Regions from separate parts of the Mus musculus genome. Here region 1 is linked to region 2. The links are chromatin contacts, found by Hi-C or POLR2A ChIA-PET in ENCODE. All regions are on one chromosome and are shown on one strand. The core of a region is the stretch at or near the end of the contact, and the rest is flanking DNA. Distances in the headings are between cores, read along the strand shown.

The links. A loop is a pair of places that touch in the nucleus more often than their neighbours do. ChIA-PET counts read pairs that join two places held with the same protein, here RNA polymerase II (POLR2A).
Region 1: POLR2A ChIA-PET joins it to region 2 with 19 read pairs in Patski. The contact joins two enhancer-like sites. A Hi-C loop is called at or near these places in 2 of 37 maps with a recorded cell type or tissue (heart and left cerebral cortex). POLR2A ChIA-PET finds 5 or more read pairs at or near these places in 1 of 5 experiments (Patski).

What each region holds. Positions count from the first base shown.
Region 1 is chr13:63,229,528-63,236,151 of GRCm38, reverse strand. The region is part of intron 11 of Aopep (aminopeptidase O); the gene reads right to left. Among named protein-coding and RNA genes, the nearest start is that of Gm16907, 64 kb to the left of the region's middle. Within about 2 kb of position 4,316, at least 1 of the 3 ENCODE cell types and tissues checked has a DNase peak (open chromatin) inside an H3K27ac peak, as active enhancers do.
Region 2 is chr13:63,084,029-63,091,254 of GRCm38, reverse strand. The region is part of intron 5 of Aopep (aminopeptidase O); the gene reads right to left. It overlaps Gm46422 (a long non-coding RNA gene), which reads left to right. Exons shown (of 3, transcript XR_001780981.2): 3 at 1-3,460. Among named protein-coding and RNA genes, the nearest start is that of Gm46422, 7.1 kb to the left of the region's middle. Within about 2 kb of position 1,531, at least 1 of the 3 ENCODE cell types and tissues checked has a DNase peak (open chromatin) inside an H3K27ac peak, as active enhancers do.

The DNA of each region.
Region 1 (6,624 bases), core at 3,067-5,566, 140 kb before region 2:
CTGCAGATATAGTTACCTATAGATGAAGCAACAGGAACAAGTCAGAATTAAAACTGACCCTGACCGAGTGTTACAGCTTTAAATTTTGACTGAATGTAACACACCTTAGGTGTTGTTTTCTCTGAGTTTAGAAGAAAGCATACTCTTTTTGTCTTCTTCATCGGTGCTATGACGGAGGCCTTAGTTTCTTTCTGAGGGAGATTTCAGCCCTGTCAGGTGGATATAATCCTGCAGCCCAATTTTCAGGACAGAAGTATGGATCACACCGGGTAGGCCACCGCAGGCTTAGCTCCCTGCCCAGATTGTTTTCCTGTTTGTAAGTGCTGCCCTGACCTCATCAATGCTACCCAGAATGCTCTGCGAGCCCAGGCTAGTGGACAGTGTGTAAGATGCTGCTGTCCCCTTCCCCTGTACTTTAGCACTAAGGGCTGAGCCTGGGCACATGGACCCTAGCCAAGGGCTCCTCTACTGGACTGTGCTCTTTGCTGTAAGCTCATGATCCTCAATAAGGAGCTGAGGGAGGCTAACTAATGGTGCTGTGCTAACAAAAAACAACACAAAAACAAAACAATCACACCTACCACAGGCTCATGCCCATTTCCCAGACTATGGATGATGAAACTTCTCCTGGGGAGGGGTGGGGGATGTGGCTGAGTTCATGCTTAGGTCCAGTCAGACCTCTATAAAGCTGGCCCTGTAAAGGACTCCATCTTCCTGTGCTCTAGGCATGACCTCTTACCATGTAGATCTGCTGAGATGATATCCACCCCTATGGGGGGGGGGCATCAAGAGAAAAAGCCCTGTAAATCCACTGCTGTGCTGACTGGGACCTGGCTATTTCTTCCCTCAGTTTTACTTCTCTCTGGTACCAATGTCAGGAATGGTCAGACAAAGGCACCTTGTTTCTTGTCATCCTTCTCATGGCATGGAGTTTTGGGGTCCTCCTTAGCCAGAACAGGAACCTCAGGGACAGTTTGCTGGATATTACCTAAGCTCCTTGCCCATCTTCCTGCCAAGTTCTGCCATTCTGTTTTGGAAGCTGCCTTAACTCCATTTTGAGCAGGAGAGGTCTGAATAAATAAAAGTATTGGGTTTTACTTTCTTTCCACTTTAATTTGCATTTCTCCTTGGTGAGCTGGAAAATGTCATGTTTCCAGCATTTCTCTCCATTAATACAATACTTGGAAGTTACATATGAATGCTAAAGCCATATGGTTATGTTCATTATGAAGTTCAAAGAAAATATTAGGAAACAACAACAGTAAAGATAATACCACATATGTACCACAGAGGTGTCTTAAGAATGTTGACCATGGGGCTAGAGACAAGTCAGTGCTTAAGAGCACTGGCTGCTCTTCCAGAGGTTCTGAGTTCAATTCCCAGCACCCACATGGCTGTTTATGACCATCTACAAAGGGATCTGATGCCCTCTTCTGGCATGCAGGTGTACATGCAGCTGAGCACTCATCCATTCAAGAAGGAGGAAGAGGAGGAGGAGGAGGAGGAAAAGAAGGAAGGAAGGAAGGAAAGAGAGAGAAGAGAAGAGAAGAGGAGAGGAGAGGAGAGGAGAGGAGAGGAGAGGAGAGGAGAGGAGAGGAGAGGAGAGGAGAGAAGAGGAGAGAAGAGAAGAGAAGAGAAGAGAAGAGAAGAGAAGAGAAGAGAAGAGAAGAGAAGAGAAGAGAAGAGAAGAGGCGAGGAGAAAATGTTGACCAGTTTAATGATATCAAGGCCAGAGGAAAGGTGTTCTGAAGTGCCAGCTATCAGAGATCTCAAGAACCTTGCAACTGGTAGAAAACCAGAACAGCTCACTATCAACAGAAGCAGTTTACACAGCACTGGACACTTAAGCTGCTCTGCCTATGCCGCTTGGGGTCACTGCTTAAGAATGGAGACAATGGGTCTTAGGTAATTTCAGTGCCTTTATCACTTCATATAGCCTGGCCCTTAAGTTCTGAATGGAACATCCACTGTGACCATGTCCCTTTAAAAATCTTGTTTATTATATGGATATGATTAATCCCAGGTCAAATTACAGACCACAAAATGTAACCCAACCCCATAACATCTGCTATAAGAGACATTATCATATATTCTTCACCATAAGTATGGCTGTAGTTTGTGTGTGTGTGTGTGTGTGTATGAATGTGTGTGTGCAGATGTGCATGCATGTGTGCACGTCAACATAAAGGCAATAGGTCAATCCTGGGCGCTGTCCCTTGAGAACTATTCACTTTAGTTTCTGAAACAGGGTCTCTCATTGGGCTGAAGCTTGACAAGGTGGCCACAGTCTGGCTGCCTTGCCTCCCCCGGTCTTTGTTATACCTGTTCTGTGGATCAAATTCAGGTCATCACACTTGCATGGCAGGCATTTTATTGAGTGTGTCATCTCCCCAGCCCCTGACTGTAATTCTTCATGTCACCTTGACATTTACTCATAGACACTATAACCTTAAAGGGTCATCATAGGTGAAATACTAAATCACATACAGGGGCTTTCCATCTGCAGTTCCTACCTCTAAATCCTCTTTGAGAATCACCGTGTATGTGTCTCACAATGTGTGTGTGTGTGTGTGTGTGTGTGTGTGTGTGTATGTGTGTAAGAGAGAGAGAGAGAGAGAGAGAGAGAGAGAGAGAGAGTATAAATACGGGTATGTGTGTATGTGTCAGTGTGGGTATGTGGTGTGGTGTGGTGTGGTGTGGTGTGGTGTGGTGTGGTGTGGTGTGGTGTGAGGGGATGTGTTGATATGAGGTGAGTGTTGGGGTAGGGGTGTTACAAATCTCACCATTTGGGGCCCTCTATGATTTATGCCTCACAGTCATCTTAATGTCCTCTTTTTCAGTAATTTCAATGTGCTAACAGTGCTGAGAAACACTAATTTGGGTGTTTTTAATGATGTCCTATATGTAACAGCTACCAAAAAAAAATTATAGATATTTGGGAGGCATCTAACTTTGAAGGCCAATGACACAGAGGGTGTTGTGTTCTATGACAGCAAGTTCCCATGGGTGGAAAGAAGGGAGACATGATGATGAAGAGGATGGACTGTTGGGCTGACACAGGGAGCATTTCCCATCACTTCTATTTAGGAATAAACTAAGGACATGAATAAACAAGCCTACAAAAAGACTTAAACAATATAAGATTTCAATGGCCCTCCCATGAAGAAGCAAGGAATACTTTTGAGATTCATGGTTAATACAATTCTGGGTCTTGCACAAAGACCTTGACACGTGTCTTTGGGGGGAGGGGGAGGGGGAGGGGGGGTGCTGGTTTAATGCTGGCCTAGAGCACTGTCTACAGAAGGTATCACTTCCCATGGTCTGATTACAGATCTAGCCTAGAATCAGGGAGGAGGCCTATTCCAGTGGAAAAGACCCGTTGCTATGTACAAAGGGATTGCTTCATTCAAGAGTAGCCATGCTGGCTGACTTCCTTAAGTTGTGGGTAGCCTGCTCAAGCCAAATGGGTTCCCTTGATTAGAAAACACACACACACACACACCCTCATGCATGCATGTTGGGAGAATTAATGACAAACATCTCCCCAAAGGCACAAACACACATATATTGTCTGATGGTATTTTACTAGCTGGAAAGCCAGCAGCACATGTGGATACTTTCCCTTCATTTCATGGGGTGGGATTTGGCATGGCATGGTATGGTGTGCAGAAGTGTGTGCATGCGTCTGTGCCGCTGCCCCATGTGCCAAGGTGTGCAGAAGTGTGTGTGCACGAGTGGATGTGCCACTGTCCCATGTGCCTGTGAAGGAAGGGCTGTGTAAGAAGTCTATGACCCCAGAAAATCTATTCTTTTATAAAATTTCCCACTCAGAAGAGATTGTTGGTCATCAGGCCTTTAAAAGGAACTTAAATAAGTTGCAATTTACAAACAGAAGACTGTGCCTGAATCATCTCTATTAACAAGCATTATAAAAATCTCTCCCTCATACACACAGAGGAAAGTACAGTCTACCACTGTGAAGGGTTGCTAACTCTAATACAAATAATTATGATAGAAAGCCAGTTTCCAGGGTGTTTGTTCACTGAACAGTTAGCTCCGTAGAAGGAGGTGCCCTGGGAAAACAAGAAGAAGGGCCTGTGCTGATTGGTTATTAATCCATTTCTTCTTCCTGGGACGTTCCTCCAGTCATGGATTAAATCAATGTTTAATGCTCCCCAGGCCCAGCTGTGTCCATATTAGGAAAGCCAGAGCTCACATCTCTCCAGGGTAAAAAGGACCTGCCCTTCCTTGCTCTGCTTCCACCCACCGTGTGTGGAGGGGGAGTGTGGGTGCTGGGGAATGTGAACTTGATCCCACACTGATCAGCCAAGCAGCACACCCTCATTGTTCTTTAGATACCAAACATAGCTTCTCTCTAGAAGGGATCAACCCAGTCACTCGACACACAGCATAGCTTTTGTGCTCAGCAGTCAGACAAGCAAAAGCTCTACAGGACATTAAAGCTTTGCATCATGGATACCCCTAAGAGATCAGGTGCAAGAGACAATTTATACTTCTACGTTATACCTCAGACGATAAGACTAACAGGCTCCTAGGACCCTCCCACTTCTCTGAGTTGCCCACAGAATCCAAGGCCTCATACATACTAGGTGAATAAGTGGTCAACAAGCTCCACATTGTCCAGACTGCATTCCTAGTTATGAGTTTTAACCTATTATACAACTGCTGCGGTTTGTTTTAGCTTTGCTTATCTTCTTTGCCTTGCTGTCTGAGGTTCAAGGTCATCAGAAAACGGGCTAGTGCAGCCAGCTAGCTGTCACTGTTTTCTGTGATATCCTGTGAATCTGGCCTCACTGTCTTGGGTCAACGGCCAGGTGTAATGGGGAAGGTGCCCCTGAGAACTGAGACCAAGGTACCCTCTCTCGGCTTCTCAAACACTCATGCCACACAACCTCCCTGAGCCTGTGAGAGTCACACACTTTATTGAGGGTGAAGTGAGACGATGCATGAAGCAAGCACAAGGGTAATCTTTAATTCCTCCACAGTCTCCACCCCCACCTTTTTCCTGCAGACAAAAGCCTATCTGGTAGTTTGAACCAAAGTAAACTTTCAAAGGTCTCACAAATAACTGGGTTGTGACATCATAATAGAAAAGCCTGTTCTGACAACCACAGGAACTCAGTGTCCTTGGATGGAGCCTGGAGAGATGTGGCCCATCTGAGCTACTACAAACAAGCACCTGCCCCTTCCATTGACAAGTGGAAGACAAGAGGAAGCAGGTCCCTGTTATTATGAAGTAGAATCAATAATTCTATTAGTAGCCCCTTCTCATACAAAACAATAGGCTATCTCTTGTTACAGGAATAAGGAAAACAAAGCAAGACCTGGTGGTCACACCTGTAATCTCAGCATTTGTAACATGGAGTCAAGAGGATCAAGAGTCCAAGGCCACCCTAGGATGCATGGTAATACTGTGTCAAAACAAACAAAGAAACTGACCATACAGTGGCATGTTGACACTCCTCTGAATGTATCAGCACAATTAAGTCTCAGTTGTGGAAATGTTGCAAACCCAAAGCACTAATTAACAGGGGCTTCCAAGTTAGATGGACTCATTAGTTGCCTCATCTATAAAATGGGTGCAACAATGTTGATCTTACAGACTTCTGAGTAGACATACATCAGTATCATGTGTGATGCTCCTAACAGAGTCTCTCCCATATAACAGCCGCTTTCATCTTGAATTTTCTAATATTTAAAATGGGACAGAGGAAAGAATTAAATTACATTAAAAACAATTACAGTTCTTAGGGCTGGAAAAGAAGGCTCGATGGGTAAAACCCTTTGTTAAAAGCATGAGGACCTGAATGTGGATCTCATAAACTCATTAACAGGACAGAACAAAACAAGAACACCCCCCCAAAAAGAAAACAAACCCTAAAAACTAAAAAAAAAAAAAAAAAATAGAAAAAAACATAAAACAACCAAGCCATGATCCCAGAACTGGGAGGCCAAGACAGGAAAACTGCAGGGGCTTGCTAGGCAGCCAGTCTAATAACCAGTGAACTCTAGGGTTAGTGAGACACTCCAACTCAAAAATCAATGGAGGGGACAGAAAGAAAGTTCTGCAGGCAGAATGTTTTCTGCTTGTCCAGGGGATCCAAGTGTGGACTGCAGCACCCATACTCAGAGGCTCCCAACCTCCTGGAACTCCTGCTCTAGGGGATCAGATATACACTCTGACCTTTTTGCATGTATATATATACACACATATATATATGGCATTCATGCACACAAACAAATGCTTTTTTAAAAGTCTTTTAAAAGTGACAGAGAAAGAAAAACTCACACACTAGAGATTTAAAAACTACATTCAGATAGTTAAACAACTTACATATTCTTGTGTTTGCCATAGTTTCTTAAAGGATTTATGTAAAACTCCAAAACTCAGGCAAATATCTCTAACTACGAAACCAGTGACCAAAACCCCCCACAGAAACCAAACTAAGACAACAACTACAAAAGACCACCACCACCACCTCAACAACAAAACATACTTTGAGAAGGGGGCACCAAGAACTCTGGAGAATAATAAACCTCATAGTAACTTTATAACAAGCACAAGCACAGAGCCTTGAGGGGAAGCACATGTGTGCTTGGTGG
Region 2 (7,226 bases), core at 282-2,781:
CCCTTTAGAACTATTAAAAATAATTTGTTATCCTTATAAGGAACATTTCTGATTTTGTTCTTCAATGCCATGCCTTATTAATGTTGAGATAAATCACATGTATTGCTTGCTTACCATTGATACCACTTAAAGAAATTAGATTAGTCTGGACAACATGAAGCCATAATGGGGTAGGCCAAGCTCAGGTTCTGTCTACTGTCTAAAATTGAGTTTGGGTGATGTGCTCTACAATTACCCAAAGGAGGGCACATGGGTAGTCAACTGAGCCTTTAGAATTAGTTCAGCCACTCAACCCCAGCTCAGCACACTCACTGCCTGGTGAGCCTGGAGGTTCAGATATGCCCGCCTGTTTCCAGAACCCTTCACTTCCTACTTTCTTTCCTGGCATTTCATTACACATTTTGCATTTGGGTCTGGCTTGGAATTCAACCCAAATCTGAAAATTAAAACTCTCAAAGTCTCTTTCTTATCAACATCTTCACACACACACACACACACACACACACACACACACACACACACACACACACACAGAGTGAGCCTAAGAGTAAACACGAGCTAAAACATGGGCTCATTAACCATCTCCCTCACCTTTCTCTTAACAGAGTTAAAAAATATTTTCCTTTATGTTGTAGGATTGGCAGTTGGTCTTTTTCCCAGGGTCTGAGTATCCATTTTCACACTTACTCTTGGGAAGGAAAGCCAGCCTGAACATACCACAGCTGATTTTCTACTCATTGAATATCAGAATACTCCTGAAGTAAAAATAAAACTACAAGTCCAAGCATCCAAATAACACCATGTTCTCTTAACCATAAAAATAAAAATCATTTAATTCCCAATGTTTGTATGAGTGTATGTGGTGTACATGAATATATATATATATATATATATATGTATATAGATTCATGTATGTATGTGAGCATACTTGTCTGTGAGAGCATGAGTACATGTGTGCACATGTGGGTAAGCCCAAGGATGACAATAGGAATGTTCACCTCCCCTCATTCAGTGAGGCTGGGTGTGATGCCTGGTGTTAACAATGAATAGGACAGAATCTACAGTCACCTGGGAGATGGGCCTCACTATGAAGACACTCCTTCAGTGGTGGCACCACTCCCTGGGTGGGGTCCTGAACTGCATTATATGGAGAAAGAGAACTAAGAAGGATTCATTCATTGCTCTCTGCTTTTCCTTATGGTTAGGATGTAAGAATCCAAACCCTGCCCTCATCCTTGCATTGAAGCACTTTACAGGCTGAGCTGTCTCCCCAGACTCTTGTCATCTTAAAGTGGTAAACATAGGCATTTAACTTATGTTATTTTTAAATTTCCAAAGAGAGCAAGAGTAGGATGAAAACAATTCCTAGATGTTAAAAAATTAATGAAGACTTGGGAACAAGCGCAGAGCAAAACGTTTAGAAAGGCCACCTGGTCTTCTACTGAGATCTTGATCCTAAGTGGCAAGGGCTTCACAAAAGCTCTGCAGAGTTAGACCGTGAGGCAGGGCTCCTCTTCCCAGCCCCACAGCACTGAGTCTCTGCCAAGTTCTGCCATTTGGTTGCCTCTGCAGCTTCCTCACTTGCTGACCCTACAATGAATCAAGTACTCAGTATTGTATTGTTTAAAATGTTACAAATATTGGCAAAACTTCAAGATCTTTATTTTGGAAAAGTAAATTGAGAAAATCCAGGGCACAGAATACTGCACAGCTAAAGAAAAGGTGCGGAGAAACTCAAAGGTTCCATAACAGAAGGAAACCCAGGACACAGCCCCAAGTACCAAGAGCACAGAGAAAGCTGGGTGTGGTGCATCTTGCTTTTCAAAAAGGAGGGCTGATAATCCTTATAGTTGGCTTACATCTGTATGAACAAACAAAAGACTCATAGAAACGCCTGAGGAGTGGGAGGAATGGAGCAGAAGGGAATGGAGGTGAGAAAACAGGAATGCAGAATAGATTGCACTGAAGTGATTCGCTAACCACAGTCTTTAAGGCTGACCCTTCTGAAAAACTAAGCTTCATTTTGCAAAATTATCTTGATACACTCCCACATAGTCTGAAGGACATGCCAGGCAAAAACTCCATAGACAACACTGCACATCCTTATGAATGAGGTGGTTATCAAGACAGGCTGGAAAGGGCAAACATTCAAAGGAAGGGCTATGTGCAAGAGTGACCCCAACACCCAGAACAGATGTGTCTAGACCCTCTCATTCTGAGCCTTTCACGTTGTAATCAGCAGAGTCAGAACATAAGTTTATTCAAGAACAGTGGTTCTCAACCTGTGGTTTTCGACACATTTGAGGGCCAAATGACCGTTTTACAGGGGTCACATATCAGATATCCTGTATATCAGATATTCACATTATGATTCATAATAGTAGCAAGATTCCAGTTATGAAGTAGCAACAAAAAATAACTTTATAGTTGGGGAGGAAGTCACCACAACCTGAGGAACTTTATTAAAGGGTCACACCATTAGGAAGGTTGAGAACATCTGGTGGGAGAAACAGAACCTCTCTTTCTCTCTCTGTGTGTGTATGTGTCTGTCTGTCTGCCAATTGAGTTCAAAATCCTGCAATGAGAGGGTCCACACTTTTATTATCCATTACTAGATATGGAGAAGGAACTATGACTATGCATTTTGACATGAGCAGCAGCAAGGTCTGGCAGTCTGTTCTGCTGCTTTGCCTCTTCTGGGGAATGACAAGGCAACATGTACAAACACCTCCATTTCAAGCTACAAGCATAGACAGAGGCCCTAGCAGATGGCATGGGCTGTGCTAAGCACACCCGATGAACAGGAAAGTTCTTTAGGGATCATTTGAGGAATCTGGATTCAGTGACTCTTTGCAGCAAGTCTTTTGTGTTGTCCCTGCACTAACTCATCACAATTATTTCTATTTGTTCCCAAAAGCTATTATTTCAGAACACTGTTGACATTCTGGGTTGGGAGGAACCACAGGGCTGGTGATTCACCCTAATAAGCCACAAATCTTATAGTATTTAACAAACGAAACTATCAAATGTCTCTATGCTTACTGGAGCAGAGAGCTGAATTCTCTGAGAGCCTGTTCCGGAATATTTGTGATCTTACGTGTTTCCCTACAGCGGTGTAGAGAGCGAAGGGCTGGGCAGCAGCTCATAGATGACAGGCAAAGTTAAGAGCTGGTCTGGCCCTGGTCTGAGTCCAGAGTGGGCTCTTCCCATCAAGTCAGAAGGCATCCCTCTGTGTACAGGGTAGATAGTGTGCTTGGCTACCTGGGCCTTTGCATTGCTGATTTCATCTGCAAGTGGCCTACAGGTCTACCCCCCCTTAGCTCAAATAACCAACTCATCAGTAGGATCCCCCTGTCCTGCACTTAAGAGACCATGTGTTACGCTTATTCTCCTCACCCTAACTTCCTAGAAGGAGCAAGTATGGCTGCCAGAACAAGGGAGACTCCAGTTTCAGAGTGCCAAAGTCCAGACAGATACAACAGCCATCTCCCCAGACCTCGAAGAACAGGTCAGAGCAAGTCCTGAAAGGTCTCCCCAGATGATCACTTAGGTGTCCACCTCTAGGGGATTGCCTTCCCACCTAGTGCTACCAGAACAGACACAAGGTTCAAAGTGTTTAGGTCCTAAAGAAATAGAAGCAGTCATTAATAGTCTCCCAACCAAAAAAAGCCCAGGACCAGATGGGTTCAGTGCACAGTTCTATCAGACCTTCAAAGAAGACCTAATTCCAACTCTCCTCAAACTATTCCACAAAATAGAAACAGAAGGTACTCTACCCAATTCATTCTATGAAGCCACAATTACTCTGATACCTAAACCACACAAAGATTCAAGGAAGAAAGAGAACTTCAGACTAATTTCCCTTATGAATATTGATGCAAAAATACTCAATAAAATCCTCACAAACCGAATCCAAGAACACATCAAAACGATCTTCCATCATGATCAAGTAGGCTTCATCCCAGGGATGCAGGGATGGTTTAATATACGGAAATCTATGAACATAATCCACTGTATAAACAAACTCAAAGACAAAAATCACATGATCATCTCGTTCGATGCTGGGAAAGCATTTGACAAAATCCAACACCCCTTCATGATAAAAGTCATGGAAAGCTCAGGAATTCAAGGCCCATACCTAAACATAATAAAAGCAATCTACAGCAAACCAGTAGCCAACATCAAACTAAATGGAGAGGAACTGGAAGCAATCCCACTAAAATCAGGGACTAGAGAAAGCTGCCCACTTTCTCCCTACCTATTCAATATAGTACTTGAAGTCCTAGCTAGAGCAATTCGATAATAAAAGGAGATCAAGTGGATACAAATTGGAAAGGAAGAAGTCAAAATATCACTGTTTGCAGATGATATGATAGTATATATAAGTGACCCTAAAAATTTCACCAGAGAACTCCTAAACCTGATAAACAGCTTCAGTGAGGTAGCTGGATATAAAATTAACTCAAACAAATCAGTGGCCTTTCTCTACAGAAAGGATAAACAGGCTGAGAAAGAAATTAGGGAGACAACACCCTTCACAATAGTCACAAATAATATAAAATACCTTGGTGTGACCCTAACTAAGGAAGTGAAAGATCTGTATGATAAGAACTTCAAGTCTCTGAAGAAAGAAATTGAAGAAGATCTCAGAAAATGGAAAGATCTTCCGTGCTCATGGATTGGCAGGATTAATATAGTCAAACTGGCTATCCTGCCGAAAGCAATCTACAGATGCAATCCCCATCAAAATTCCAACTCAATTCTTCACTGACTTAGAAAGGGCAATTTGCAAATTAATCTGGAGATATGGATTAGTGGTTAAGAGCACTGATTGCTCTTCTTAAGGTCCTGAGTTCAAATCCTAGCAACCACATGGAAAATAAAACAAGCTAAAGAAGGGAAAAGTGGTCAATCAACCTCATATTACCAGGTGGTGGTGGCACACACCTTTAATCCCAGCACTTGGGAGGCAGGTGGATTTCTGAGTTCGAGGTCAGCCTGGTCTACAAAGTACGTTCCAGGACAGCCAGGGCTATACTGAGAAACCCTGTCTCGAAAAACAAACAGACAAACAAACAAACAAACAAATAACAAACAAACAAACAAAAACAACAACAAAAAATTCATCTGGAATAACAAAAGTCCTAGGATAGCAAAAACTCTTCTCAACAATAAAAAACCTCTGGTGGAATCACCATGCCTGACCTCAAGCTGTACTACAGAGCAACTGTGATAACAGGTAGATCAATTGAATAGAATTGAAGAACCAGAAATGAACCCACACACCTATGGTCACTTGATCTTTGACAAGGGAGCTAAAAACCATCCAGTGGAAAAAAGACAGCATTTTCAACAAATGGTGCCGGCACAACTGGCAGCTATCATGTAGATGAATGAGAATTGATCCATTCTTATCTCCTTGTACAAAGCTCAAGTCTAAGTGGATCAAAGAACTCCACATAAAACCAGAGACAATGAAATTTATAGAGGAGAAAGTAGGGAAAAGCCTCGAAGATATGGGAACAGGGGAAAAAATTCCTAAACAGAACAGAAATGGCTTGTGCTGTAAGATCAAGAATCAACAAATGGGACCTCATAAACTTTCAAAGCTTCTGCAAGGCAAAAGACATCTTCAATAAGACAAAAAGGCCACCAACAGATTGGGAAAGAATTTTTACCCATCCTAAATCTGATAGGAGACTAATATCCAATATATACAAAGAGCTCAAGAAGCTGGACTCCAGAAATTCAAATAACCCTATTTAAAAAATGGGGCTCAGAGCTAAACAAAGAATTCTCACCTGAGGAATACTGAATGGCTGAGAAGCACCTGAAAAAAATGTTCAGCATCCTTAATCATCAGGGAAATGCAAATCAAAACAACCCTGAGATTCCATCTCATACCAGTCAGAATGGGTAAGATCAAAAACTCAGGTGACAGCAGATGCTGGCGAGGATGTGGAAAAAGAGGAACACTCCTCCATTGTTGGTGGGATTGCAAGCTTGAACAACCACTCTGGAAATCAGTTTGGTAGTTGCTCAGAAAATTGGACATAGTACCAGAAGATCCAGCAATACCTCTCCTGGGCATATACCCAGAAGATGCTCCAACATGTAATAAGGATACCTCCTCTACTATGTTCATAGTAGCCTTATTTATAATAGCCAGAAGCAGAAAGAACCCAGATGTCCCTCAACAGAGGAATGGATACAGAAAATGTGGTACATTTACACAATGGAGTACTATTTAGCTATTAAAAACAATGAATTTATGAAATTCTTAGGCAAATGGATGTATTTGGAGGATATCATCCTGAGTGAGGTAAACCAATCACAAAAGAACTCACTTGATATGCACTCACTGATAAGTGGTTATTAGCCCAGAAACTTAGAATACCCAAGATACAATTTGCAAAACACAAGAAAATCAAGAAGAAGGAAGACCAACGTGTGGATACTTCATTCCTCCTTAGAATAGAGAACAAAATACCCATGAAAAGAGTTACAGAGACAAAGTTTGGAGTTGAGACGAAAGGATGGACCACCCAGAGACTGCCCCACTTGGGGATCCATCCCATAATCAGCCACCAAACGCAGACACTATGGCATATGCCAGCATGATTTTGCTGAAAGGACCCTGATATAGCTGTCTCTTGTGAGGCTAGGCCAGTGCCTGGCAAATACAGAAGTAGATGCTCATAGTCATCTACTGGATGGAACACAGGGCCTCCAATGGAGGAGCTAGAGAAAGTACCCAAAGAGCTGAAGGGGTCTGCAACCCTATAGGTGGAACAACAATATGAACTAACCAGTACCTCCAGAGCTCGTGTCTCTAGCTGCATATGTAGCAGAAGATGGCCTAGTCGGCCATCACTGGAAAGAGAGGCCCCTTAGTCTTGCCAACTTTATATGCCCCCGTACAGGGGAATGCCAGGGACAAGAAATGGGAGTGGGTGGGTAGGGGAGCAGGGCGGGGAGAGTGTATAGGGGACTTTTGGGATAGCATTTGAAATGTTAATGAAGAAAGTATCTAATAAAAATTTGAAAAAAAAAACAAGTAAACAAATTAAACAAAAAACAACAAAAAATAGTGTTTAGGTCTAATTTTGTGAGTTGCCTAGTAATCTGCTAAGTGTAGGACCCTTGGCTTTGAATGTCTGAAGCTTTGCAAAAAGGCAGCAAAAACAGGAAGAAGTGGCTTGAAGCAAGAGGGAGAAGGAGCAGAA